Linked DNA regions of Homo sapiens: region 1 is linked to region 2. A link is a contact called in ENCODE Hi-C or POLR2A ChIA-PET data. All regions are on one chromosome and are shown on one strand. Each heading gives the region's core, a stretch centred on a gene start or an enhancer-like site at or near the end of the contact. The rest is flanking DNA. Distances are from core to core; before and after follow the strand shown. Region 1 holds the start of FOXO6 (forkhead box O6). Region 2 overlaps CTPS1 (CTP synthase 1).

Region 1 (6,306 bases), core at 1,161-3,660, 360 kb after region 2:
GCGCTTATTCTGAGCCTGGTGCTCACATTCATAAATGTATTTAATTTTTCAAATATCCTGTGAAGGTAGTGCTATTATGGTAGTCATTTGTAGAGTAGGAAAGAGTGGCTTTGAGCAGTTATGTATCTTGCCCATGCTCTTAATCACTATGTTATACTGCCTCAAAATGAATGTGTGAGCAGGGGCCAAGTTGTGAGTGAGAAGAATGTGAGTGTGTGCCATTGGGTGTGAGTTTGAATGTGTGTGTGTGTGTGTGTGTGTGTGTGTGTAGGAGCTGAGTGTACCAGACATGGGCCTCAGAGGAGAGTCCAGGCAGCAGCTGTGGACACCGGGCAGGGCAGGGGCCTGAGTCAGCCTCTAGTGCATCTCTGCCAACCTGGCTTCCCAGACCCATGTTGGCAGCCTGTGCCAGGGCCCCCAGCTAAGGATCCTCCCAGCAATGGTATGGCCCTCAGCAGGCCTCTGCCTCACAGCTCAGAGCTGGGCCAGGGCCGCAGACTGGCGGGAGGCTTGCTCGGTCTCCAGGGTCCCTTAGGGGAGCAGCTCCCAGTATGGACTCCCCAGGCATGGAGGGCATACGAGTGATGTGGTGGTGGGGGGTGGATTCAGCAATGATTTCAGGCTCCTTGTGACTCTAAACAGAATCACCTGGAGGATGTGTGTATGTGTATGGATCGGAGGGGTCGTCAGCCAGCACTTCCCATGCCCACCCTTGCCTTGGGATATGACTCAGGCAAATGCCACGCCAGGCATCTGCAAGCAAGTCCTGCTCCCACCCTGGGGAATGAGGAGGGGCTCCTCCAGCCCCACCCCCACCCTCACCCTTGGCCCTGCTCCTCAGGTCCTAAACTGGAAGGAAGAAATTTTTGAGAAAGGAGGCCATCTCCCATGGCCTGGGCTCAGCCCTCCCACTGCCCAGAGACCTTCGCATCTCCAGCGTCCTCAGGAGCAAGGTACTGGCTGGTAAAGAAATCAGGAGCTTGAGATTCCAGTCCTGGCCATGCCACCAGGGGAATCACCTGCTCATTCTGGGCCTCAGTTTCCTGATTGGCAAAATAGGAATATTGTGCTAAAGGGGCACAAGGTGTTGCTGGCAGCTCAACAAGTGGTCTGGGCAAGCAGAGAACAGAAAGTGTTGGGAGTTGGGGCTAGAGAAGGTGTCAGGGCTAAGTTGACATTTGCACGGAGCTTTGAAGAGTGGGAGAATCTCTGATGAGGGCCTTGCGGCGGGGAAATGGTGTTCTAGGCAGAGGGGATAAATACCCTGAGCGAAGGCCAGCAGGTGCAGTGGTGACTGGGAAACCTAGCTCAGCAGCCTGTAGGATGAGGCCACGGACTGCCCAACCTCTCGGCTAGCCTCGCCCTTCTGAGCTCATGTGATGATCTGATTAGCATCTGACTCCTGACTAGTCTATGCAGTAGGGGACCTCATTTGTTTCAGTTGCTGCTCTCACTGTAGAGCCCTGGACAGTGCCTGGTGCGTCAGAGGTGCTCAATAAATATCCAGGAACTGATTGAGAAGCATCTCCCCAAACACTGTGAACTTTAGACAAGTGCTTGTTCCAACAACCGCAGTAAGAACCTCCCACAGACTCTAAAACAATGGTTTGCAAGGTGTGGTCTCTCGTGCATCACCTGGGAGCTGGTTAGAAATGCAAAGTCTGGGGCCCCAACCCAGACCTGCCGAATCAGAAACTCTGGAGTTGGGGTCCAGCAATGTTAACAAGCTCTAGGGGATGATTCTGCTCTGCGTCAAACTTTGAGAACTGGAGCTCTAAAACTATGACCACAGGCACCATGAAGAACATGTTTGCGGATGGAGGAGCGAGAATTGTGGCAAAGCCTAGCCTAGAACCCAGGTATTCTTGACCCATTCTTTTTCCCCAGCTCAGTCCAGGGCACAAAGAAGAGCAGAGTTCGATCATCCTCCCTGTCAGAGTCCTGGAACGGAGACTTGGGAACGTCAGGAGTCTACAAACAGAGGGCGGGGCAGTCCTCTCCGGAGTAGAAGGCGGGGCCAGTGCCCTGAGCCCCGCCCCATCCCGTTGCCCCGGGAAACCCCGGGTTGTAACAATAACCGGTGACGCGCTTCTGGGAGGGATCCTGTCGAGCCCATGGGCAGGACAGTCCAGCCGCGGACCAATGGGAGTGTTAGGGCTCCGCCCCCTAGCCCCCCCGCCTCCGCGCCGAGCAGGGGGCGGGGTCGCGCCAGCCGCTCCGCCCCTGCTCCGTAGGCGGCGCTGTTGCTTGCAGGGGCTGCGGCGGGGTCGCCCCGAGCTGGGAGCTCAGCGCCCGGTCTCCCAGCCCGCGGGCGGGGCACCTGGGCTGGCTGAGGATTCCGCGGCCGCAGGCGAAACGCCCCGCCCCCTCCCGCGTCGGGCCCGCCCCCTCCCCGTCCCCCGCCCATCCCGAGGTGCAGCCGGCGCTGAGCGCGGCAGGCGCGGGAGCTGGCGCTGGAGCCGGAGCGGCGGCGGCGGCAGCATTCACCGGGCGGCGGCGGCGCGGGCTCCGGCACCGGCTCGGGCTCCGGCATGGTGCAATCCGGCCTCGTCCCGGGAGAGCAGGGCCCGTGCGCAGGGCCGGCGCCCGGGGAGCGGCGGCAGCGGCGGTGGCGGTGGTGGCTGCAGGCGCAGGCAGGCGGCAGGTGCTAGAAGCGGGGCTGGGCGAGGTGTGTGCCCGCTGGGCTCCCGGGCCGCCGCCCCCTCACTGCCCAGGTCTTTCCCTCCCTTCGTGCTCCCCAGCGCGTCCAGCCCCCTGCCTCCGCGCCTCGGCCCATGGCGCCCCGCGGCTGAGACAGCGCCGCCAGGGACCCCTCCCGCGGGCCTCCCCGGGGCGTGCAGATCCCGGAGCCGCCCGCCCACCCTCCGCGAAGCCTCCCTCCCCTCCTCGCCCGAGCCGGGCGGGACCATGGCTGCGAAGCTGCGAGCGCATCAGGTGGACGTGGACCCGGACTTCGCGCCGCAGAGCCGGCCGCGCTCGTGTACCTGGCCCCTGCCGCAGCCTGACTTGGCCGGCGACGAGGACGGAGCGCTGGGCGCAGGGGTGGCCGAGGGCGCCGAGGACTGCGGGCCGGAGCGCCGGGCTACGGCCCCGGCGATGGCCCCAGCGCCGCCCCTGGGCGCGGAGGTCGGACCGCTGCGGAAAGCGAAGAGCTCTCGGCGGAACGCGTGGGGGAACCTGTCCTACGCCGACCTCATCACCAAAGCCATCGAGAGCGCCCCGGACAAGCGGCTCACGCTCTCGCAGATCTACGACTGGATGGTCCGTTACGTGCCCTACTTCAAGGATAAAGGCGACAGCAACAGCTCGGCCGGCTGGAAGGTGGGGGCGTCCGGCTGGGGAGGGGGCTGGGGACGCCGACTGGGGCTTCCAGGGGCTGCTAGGTGTGTTGGGCTCCAGGAGGGCCGTCAGAAGGAGGGCTTTTTGGCACCCCCCGGGGTCACAGAGTGTGCGCCCAGGGCGTGGGGCCGGCCAGCGGACGGGCGGGGGCGTACTGGGAGCAGCTGTGTGCGTGCTCCCTTGCGGGGAGGGATGCGGGGTGGGAGGTCTGGTAGGGTGACAAGGGACTGCCGCTTTGAGGCGTCCCCGAGGCACGTCCCCACCCTGTCCTTGGGGGCATAGCAGAGGAACCCATTCCCAGGCCGCGGACATTGGGGAGCCTCCCCCTCCTCCCCCAAGTCTGCTTTGTGTGACTCTTGTTTTACCCTTTCCACCAGGGCACCCTTCTTAGAGCGCTGGAATAATGACTTGGGGCCAATGCCGGCTTTCCCTCCCAAATCTCTATCATTGCGCTTCCTGGAGCTGTCCCCAGGGTGAGGAGTGTGACCATGGGCCCACAGTTCTTCTTGTGGTGCCAGAGTTCACCCTAGGGCACCAACCAGCCTGGAGTGGGGAACTCGGCAGGTGACCTGAGATCTGAGTTCTCCATGGGGTGGCTGCTGCCCCCCTTACCTAGATCAGGATGGGGGTCACTGGTGATGGCCCCTGCTGGTGTGAGGACAGGGTGTTGAGAGCTGGGGATCTGTCCATACCCACCCAGGATGCTTTTTTCCACTTCCCTAGCTGTCGGAGCCCAGATCCATTTAGGGGCTGGGGGAGGGGCAGGGTACCCCAGGGAGGCCTCAGTGCCAGCCAGTGGAAAGGGGGGAGCCACCTTAGGAGGGGACAGGGGCTTGCTTGGATTGTGGCCTCTCGACCCAGCTCCTCCCCTGGCCATCTTGTTGGAGAGTGGGGATAGTCTATGCCTTTGGGGGAGAGGAGGCTGGAGACCCCTCCTGTGCCTAGGAGGCGAACTGTCAGCCTCCCTATGGGAGGAGTGGCCTCTGTGAGGGAGGCATGCCTATGTCAAGGGAGGGGGCTGTGCCCTGTGGTGCCTGTGAGCTGGGTCAGAGGAAGGAGGTGTGCCAGTGGAGGAGGGGAGACTTGTGGGCATGAACAGCTCTAGATACCCAGGGGCAGCATTGTAGAGCCAGGGTATCCTGACCTGGGAGCCCATGGCTCTCAGGGTTAGTGCTGGCAGCTTCTGTCCCTCACCGGCCACTGTGGGGCAGGAACACAGGCTGGAGGAGTAGACCTGGGTCTCTTTCCGCATCCCCTCTCCCATCCCCTTGGGCTCAACCCCCACCAGAACACATTTCCCCCAAGTGTGTCCTGCACTCCCCATGCCCTGGCTTACTCCTCCCTGTAGATGTATTCACTGTCCTCAAGGGTACAGAGTTCAGATGCCTCCTCCAGGAAGCCTTCCCTAAACCCTTTTTAGCTAGCTTAGGACTCCCCTTTCTCTGGCCCTCTCCCTGCTGGTAGCAGGTTTTAGTCATTTGTGTTCTGTCTCATTTCCCCTCTCTACCCTGCTTTTGGAAGACAGTGGCAGTGTCAGAACCATTCTGTGCCCACAGCACCCAGCATACAGTCTTGACACCAAGAAGCCACCAGTGTGTGTCTAGTGAAAGAGTAGGGAACTGAGTGGATGGTGCAGGATGCTGAGGCAGGGGACAGTACATTGGGCCAGAGTGGCTGGGAGGGCTTCTTGCAGGACATGTAGCTCCAGCTGGGCTTGCTGCATCAGGCAGCATGGGGAAAGATGGGAAGAGGGAACATGAGGCTGGAAGTAAGCAGAGAACTGCAGTTCATTGAAGGTCTTGGGGCCAAACACTGTGAGAGGCACCTTGACACATCTGCCTTTAACGCTCTCAGCAGTCCCTGAGGTGGTTTTACTGTGACCAAATGGTCTCCCTCCAGGGTCTCCAAAGCCGGCATTGGCCCCAGGTACAAGGAAGGCCCTGAGGCCCGTATTTAGGAGTGAACTGGTCACACAGTTAGTAGATGGGAAAGCTGGAATCCAGCCTACATGTGTCTCCCTCCAGGGTCCCCAAGCACCTCTGGAACAGTGTCCTGCTGGCGGGGGGGTGGGGGGGTGGGAGGGACACACTGAAGGCTTTGAATATGGGCAGGTATAAATCCTAAAACGTGATTGAGAATATGCTTGGAGATAGTTTAGACCCATGAGTTCATTTCCCAGACGGTGAGACTGAGGCCCTGGAAGGGGATAGGAGTCTTGCCACCGGCATCACTGAGCAGCAGGCCTTGGATGAGGGCCCAGGCCTCCCGCCTGCCCATTGGATGCGGTTTCCACAGCACCACACTGCTAGGGACACACCGATTCTCCCTGTGCCTGGGCTCCCAGTCACGGGCTGTGTGTTGGAGAGGGAGCCTAAGGCGTGGGCTCCTGACCTAGGTTTTGGCAGAGACCACCCAGGCACTGGAAAGGGGCCTGCCTGATGCTGTCCCCTTCCACTTCACCCTCTACCCAGCTCCCCAGCAAGCCTACTTCCCCACTTATTCCTGGAGCTTCCTGCATGGTGCCCTTCCCCATTCCCAGTCGTTTCCTCCAGAGGCCTGGTGAAAGAGCCGTCCCAGCTCCCAGCCAGGCTCAGGTTGACAGACAGAACACCTCAGGTGCCAGGCCTGGGGCCAGGGCCCACTGTTCTCTCCTCATTCCCCTCCCCTACAAATATACTGCAATTGAATCCCTGGGGTGTACCAAACCCTGTGTTAGATGGGGCAGGGGACCAAAGGAGAAGGCATTAATTGGATCTATTTCAGAATAATCAGGACTTAGCCAGTTCCACACCCAGGCTTGTGTTTTGTAGATAGGAAAGGCTGGGGATGGGGGTAGGGAAAGGTAGGGGAAGGGGAGTTAGATACCCTGGGGGAGCCAGGGAGGTCCTCACAGAGGAGGTGGCACTTGGACTGCACTGCCTTCACTGGGGAGGGGAGAATTTGGGAGATAGTCTTCCAGGAAGTATT
Region 2 (6,586 bases), core at 176-2,675:
TTATTTATGCTTATGAGCTACATGTAGATGTCGTGGAATTTTGAGAGAATGAATTGTGAATTCCTGTCCATTTAATGAACCCAGCTGTTTGTAGCACACGTGAGGTTGAGTTTTATATCTGCTCACTTGGCACAACAGCTGACTGTAATTGGACAAAATGATTTTGCATGCCTCCTGGTGCTGTACATTTTAGTAATTTTCAACTTGAACAATTATAAATAAAAACTTAATGAGAGAGGGTAAGAAAACTTGAATTTTAAAGTACTGAGGCTAGGCACGGTGGTTCACACCTGTAAACCCAACACTTGTGGAGGCTGAGGCAGGAGGGTTGCTGGATCCCAGAAATTTGAGGCTGTAGTGAGCCAAGATCTCTCCACTGCACTCCAGAGTGGGCAACAGCAAGACCCTGTCTGGGGGGAAAAAAGTACTGAATAGAATATCACTTACTTCTAAAATCGGATAACTTTGCAAATCTAGAATTTTCATCTACTTTACATGCAGTTTTTGAAATCTAATACAAGTAAAGTGTAACAGCAGAGAGTACTTGTTCATAGCAGGAAGTTATGAGTTTGCAATTATAATTCTCCAAATAAAGGACACAAAGGCCATTGCAGAGGCTGCTGGGAAAAGTAGGAGCTGCCTTTTCAATGGAGTTTTGTTTGTTTTTTCCCCCCGACTGGAAGGCGTGTGCTTAGGGATGCAGTTGGCAGTGGTTGAATTCTCAAGAAACGTGCTGGGATGGCAAGGTAAGCGTGCATTAAGACACTCATTCAATTCCCGCTTGTGTATTTCTGGAGGATATGAGGCCTGTTGCCGCCTGGGTGATCAGGAGCTTTGGAGAAGGGCAGGCCTGGGTTCCTAGCACCTCATGGTGTGCCGTAAGGGAGCTGCCTTGCCTCTTGAGGAACAGCACGGCTCCTCCATGCAGGAAGGAGGGAGCACAGCCAGACTCCCTCCTTTGCCTTCTGCCTCTGTGTTCCTGTTCTTGAGATTCTGTCACTTTGATCACCGTGGCCACCATCCTGAAGCTGGTGCCTGGTGTGAAGTCCTTGTCCTAAGTGAGGCTTGGGCAGTTATTATGAGAACCTGGGCTCTGGAGCTATTGAAACTGGGCTCAGATTCCAACCTTACCGCTTATGGGTGATTTTAAGCAATTTACTTAGCCTTTATGGGCCTCCGTTTTTTCTGTAAAATGGGAGTAATAAAGGTACGTACTTCACATGATTAAGGGAGATAATGTATGTAAATAGTCTCTAGTAGTGCCTGGAAAATAGGGAAATGCTCAGATAATATCAGCTCTTCGCCTAGCTGTGTATTACTATGTGACAGACCTCCCTAAAGCTCAGTGGCTCCCAACAGCAGTGACTTCTCATCTCAGTATTCTGTGGTTTGGCTCAGTGCCTGGGTTTCAGCTGCACGTGGTGTACTATCTGAGATGGCACACTCCTGCCTTGTGTTCAGCTGTGAGCTCGGCCCAGCCGGGACGTCAAGATGCTGTCTCCACCTAGTGGCTCATCATTCATTAATCCAGCCCAAGCTTCCTCACACAGGGTGGGCAGCTGGACTCCAAAATGACAGGCCTGTTATGCAGGCACTTATCAGGCCTGCTGATGTCCCGTTGGCCAAAACAAGTCACGTGGCCAAGCCCCGAGCCGGCAGGGGAGGAGAACACACATGGGTGTGAAGACTGAGCATGCTGCACTGGGGCCACCCTGGAATGGTCCACCACAGCCCATTTATTCTCTGTAGCCCACCCGACAAATACTAGATTTTCAGAAAGACCTTGTAAATTCTGTGGAAAATAAAGTAACCTGAAGGAATGTAAAAGCAGTTTGACTTTATAAAGAACAAGTGACTCTGGTGGCCAGCATATGGTTTAGGGCTGGGTTTCATTCACCCTTTCCCTGAGAGGCTGCTTCACAGTGACCTGGCGGTGTGGCTTAGTTTGGTAGACAGCATGCCCTTGAGTGCTGGCTTCTGAGTCCTGAGAGGCACTGTCTTATCACCCGCCACCCCAGAGCTGGCTTTCTGGTCTCCCTGGATCCTTCACAGCCCCAGACCTCTGCCTCTCACTTAGGTTCCCAAATGGGTAGGTGCTTTGGTGATGAGCTTACACTTCAGTTGAGACTGGACCCTGGTTCAGGCCAGGAGGAGAACAGTGCCCAGCGTTCACATAGTACCAGGAACTTGGTCCTTTGCCTTTTGGTCTTTAGTGGTTTTGCTTTGGTTAGACGGTAAGTTCAATGAAGGTTAGAAAGGTTGAGTTGAAATCAGTTCATTTCTGACTGAGCTATTGAGTGAAACAGTTGAGTAGGGCTTTGTATTAGCTGCTGAAGATGAAAGAAGTATAGAAGAAATAGTACTTGTTTATCTCAGAGAGACAAGAGTCTGAAACATTAAGACAATATAAAAACTTGGCTGGGCATGGTGGTTCAGGCCTGTAATCCCAGCACTTTGGGAGGCTGAGTTGGGTTAATCACTTGAGGCCAGGAGGTCGAGACCAGCCTGGCCAACATGGAAAAACCCCATCTCTACTAAAAATACAAAAAATAACCAGGTGTGGTGGTGTGCGCCTGTAATCCCAGCTACTTGGGAGGCCAAGACATGAGAATCACTTGAATTCTGGAGGTGTAGGTTGCAGTGAGCCAAGATTGTGCCACTGCACTCCATTCTGGGTGACATAGTGAGACTCTTGTCTTAAAACACAAACAAACAATATAAGAACTGTCACAGGCGGGGCGCAGTGGCTCACGCCTGTAATCCCAGCACTTTGGGAGGCCGAGGCAGGCAGATCACCTGAGGTCAGGAGTTCGAGACCAGCCTGACCAACATGGAGAAACCCCGTCTCTACTAAAAATACAAAGTTAGCTGGGCATGGTGGTGTATACCTGTAATCCCAGCTACTCGGGAGGCTGAGACAGGAGAATCGCTTGAGACCTGGAGGTGGAGGTTTTGGTGCCGAGATCACGCCATTGCACTCCAGCCTGCCCACACTTGTTGCCCACAAGTGTGAAATTCTGTCTCAAAAAAAAAAAACTGTCAAAGATACAGTATCTAATTAAAAATTACTAGGTTATGCCATTAGTTTTGATTTTCCCATTTTGTACTGATTGACTTTCCAGAGAGTTATACTTAACGTAAAAAAATTCACGTGTGTGTGGGTTGAGTATTTTATGTCTTAAAAATGCTATTTATTGCCGGTCTGGTGGCTTGCACCTGTAATCCCAGTACTTTGGGATGCCAAAGCAGGAGGATTGCTTGAGCCCAGGTGTTTGAGACTAGCCTGGCAATATAGCCTTTGTCTCTCCAAAAAATGAAAAAAAATTAGCTGGATGTGGTAGTGTGCCCCTGTAGTTTGACCTTCTTGGGAGGCTGAGGCTGGCGGATTGCTTGAACCTGGGAGTTCAAGGCTGCAGTGAGCTATGATCGCACCACTGCACTCCAGCCTGGACAACAGTGAGATCTCGTCTGGGGATGAGGTCAGGGGGATGCTATCTTTAGTTTTTGTTCTAATCACTGATCTTAAACTGAGGAGGGAAGTTGTGTTTAGAGCTTAGCAATGAAACTATTAATCACTTTCGTTTGTAACTATTTTCATAACAAGTATTTTGGTATTTCAGATGCCAATTCTACAGAGTTTGACCCTACGACCAGTCATCCCGTGGTGAGTCAAGTGTTTGAACCTCCACAGGGCTTAGAAGGGTGTAGAAGGGGCATTTATGAACGTGATTGATGATTAGAGACAAGAAGTGAGACTGCTTGAGTCCATCCCAAAGAACCCTGAGGTTTTGGGCACTCAGACCTACCAGAGAGGAAAAACTTTTCTTTTTCATTATGTAATTCCTCCCTAATCTTTCATTGACCACAGAAAGTTTTTAAGACAGGTACCAGCCCAGGAAACTGGAGGGGATTCCTGATTAAAATTCTTCTCCATCCCTACTCCCCTCAACTCCCAGAACACAGTATAGATACTAATATGAGACCCTGGCATGTGTACTTACTGTGTGCCAGCCGCTGCTCTCACTGCTTTCATATGTATATTTTATATTAATTCATGGGATCCCCAGCCATAGTCCTGGGAGAACTGCTGGGTTGGAGCACTGGTTGGCTTAACCGTATCCAAAGATTTTCCAGGCTGGCGTACCTTGCGTTAGATTTCATGCCGAGGGCATGTGGCATTCTCAGCCCGCTGTACTGTTAGGCACATGGAGGAGGGACGATGCCTTTAATCACCTTTGAATTCCCAGCCCAGGGTGACAGGGATGTAAAGGGAAGGGCACTTATTTACGTTTTTCAGCAGTCAGCAAATGTGAATGCGTACTATATGCTGGGACTGCCCTTGTCACTGAGGACACCGTGCTAAATGAGACGGACAAAGTTCTTGATCTCACGGCACTTAGACAGCATCACTGTGTTTGTTGACCTGAAATTGAACTTTGCTGATACTAAGGCCTCAGGAGTGGACCAGCAAATGTTTTGCAGCATGGGGCTTTGGGGTCAGGAGGAACAGGGCACAGAGAGCCTGGAATCAGAAGGTGCCTGGGAACGCTGGGCTGAGAGGTGGACTGGGCCATCAGTGCATGGCCCACCCAGTCCTCAGATGCTTGCTAAGCTGCAGGGTGCTAGCCCTGCATCCCTTGCCTTTGAGCAGTCATCAGGCTAGCTGGGGCGATGACAGACATGTTATGACACATCCAGTCCGTGTCTGTGCTACTGTATCAGTCTTTCTAAGGAAGTGATGCTTACCGTCCACAGTGCTGGGGCGGGACTAGCCTGAGGAGGGGCTGCTGTGGTCCTGTCTGCAGATCAGGAGGACAGGCTGAAGGACGGAGCCTCCACCCAACCGAGGTTACAAATGCCAACTGGGAGGCATTTTCTTCTGTGACAAAATGTCTCATAAGGAAAGCCTGGAGAATTAGAGCTTACTTACAAGCCTTTGCCACCCACTCAGCGAGGGAGGTTTCTCTCTAGCGGAAGCAGAGTTCTGTAGTTGGTGTCTGTTTTCTGAACATCTCCAGGTCGTAGACATGCCAGAACACAACCCAGGGCAGATGGGCGGAACCATGAGGCTGGGCAAGAGGAGAACCCTGTTCCAGACCAAGAACTCAGTCATGAGTAAGAGCTGCCTCACGCTGGCCCAGCCTTTGGCTCTGCGTGCCCAGGACGCGTGTCTTAGGGTGATGCTGTGGCTTCGAGGAGCAGGCTGGCTTTTTTTGGTTTCGTTCTTGCTTTTGAAGTTCATTCTTTCCTCTCTTATTCATACCCTTTTAGGATGCACTGTGATAGCCATAGAAGCAGTGTGGGTCTTAGAAAGGACACTGGCAGTGCAGTCAGACTCCTAGGCATGGGCGCCTCAACAGAATGAGGCAGTGAGGTTACATTCATCCTTATCGGTTACTTTCCTATTAAGACCAGCCATATCAATTGCTGATGTTTGGCAATTTTTGTCACACAAAGATGGCAATTTCATATGATTCAGCCTAAGTAGATTCTGTTCTAATAAAGTACTAATAGATGCTGAAGGTTTAGGGTAGTTTTCGGAGGAAAATAGTTAAGAAAATGACTATTACACAGATTTCCTTCTTGTCTACTGGGAAAATTCTGCCTTTACTGTATTAGCAGAGGCACCCTTGTGTCTGTCTGGGCGTTCTGTAGCAGCATAGCTGGAGTCACTTGAGTATCGGATCTTTCTCTTACCAACTCTGATGTTCTGTGGATTTGGGGATCTCGAGGCAACTGTGAAATGAGTCAGTAGAGCAGCCCGTTCGCAAATGTCCAGCTTGTTCACATGCAGCCACTGAGGGCTGATGACCTTTGATGACCATGATTGGAACTGAATGATCATCAGAGGTCATCTGTGCAGCTCTTAAAATGCCTCCCATCCTGCCACGTTCCCAGGGCCTTGCCGTTTCGTACATCCTGATTTGCTTTCCAAGGCAGTTTTCTAGCAGCAAAGTGCCCATACTTTGCAATCATGTGTTTGAGGGTGGTGGTGAGAGTCTTGTTTCTGTTACAGCTTTCTGTAGTGTTGTCAGAAAGAGTCAAAAGCCCAAGAATTAGTCTAAACTGTGTTGTTAAGAGCAGGTGACCTTAGCAGATTCATAGAAATAGCCCTCAAAAGACCTGGCTGTGTGGATGATGAAAAGTAAAGCAGGAAGGAGGATGTCTTTGTGAACGCATCATCCTGTGAGATAAAGTTCTTTACATACAGCCCGTTTGTTTTGCCAGGGAAACTCTATGGAGACGCAGACTACTTGGAAGAGAGGCACCGCCACCGATTTGAGGTGAGGATTCCAGCTTGCTGGTACTCTGGAAAGATAGTGAGCTGAGAGACCAGCAGAATTATTTTTCATGCCTCAACAGGTGAATCCAGTCTGGAAAAAGTGTTTGGAAGAACAAGGCTTGAAGTTTGTTGGCCAAGATGTTGAAGGAGAGAGAATGGAAATTGTGGAGTTAGAAGGTGATTATTCGGGCAGTTTTATTTAATGGAAAACTTAGTAAAGTTTTCTTGGCATATGGGAAAATATAAAAATGTTATCTTGTTGCTCCTGACCTAACAGAATTAGGAAGCAGCACTGTCTCATGA

Evidence for each region. A loop is a pair of places that touch in the nucleus more often than their neighbours do. ChIA-PET counts read pairs that join two places held with the same protein, here RNA polymerase II (POLR2A). Pooled maps may share reads with other maps.
Region 1: a pooled map shows a loop between it and region 2 (4-fold over the local background). The contact joins the promoter of FOXO6 here to the enhancer-like site in region 2. A Hi-C loop is called at or near these places in 6 of 50 pooled maps. POLR2A ChIA-PET finds 5 or more read pairs at or near these places in 4 of 52 experiments (BJ, CD4-positive, alpha-beta memory T cell, WTC11 and 1 more).

The regions. Positions count from the first base shown.
Region 1 is chr1:41,359,024-41,365,329 of GRCh38, forward strand. It overlaps FOXO6 (forkhead box O6), which reads left to right and starts at 2,411. Exons shown (of 3, transcript NM_001291281.3): 1 at 2,411-3,321. The coding sequence starts at 2,908. RefSeq lists enhancers at 1,817-1,886, 1,954-2,248 and silencers at 2,047-2,706, 2,907-3,126.
Region 2 is chr1:41,002,431-41,009,016 of GRCh38, forward strand. CTPS1 (CTP synthase 1) reads left to right here. Exons shown (of 19, transcript NM_001905.4): 12 at 684-746; 13 at 3,621-3,664; 14 at 5,019-5,115; 15 at 6,229-6,284; 16 at 6,364-6,460. Among named protein-coding and RNA genes, the nearest start is that of SLFNL1-AS1, 8.9 kb to the right of the region's middle. RefSeq lists enhancers at 1,561-1,710, 4,455-5,654 and a silencer at 4,593-4,793. Within about 2 kb of position 1,426, at least 12 of the 41 ENCODE cell types and tissues checked have a DNase peak (open chromatin) inside an H3K27ac peak, as active enhancers do.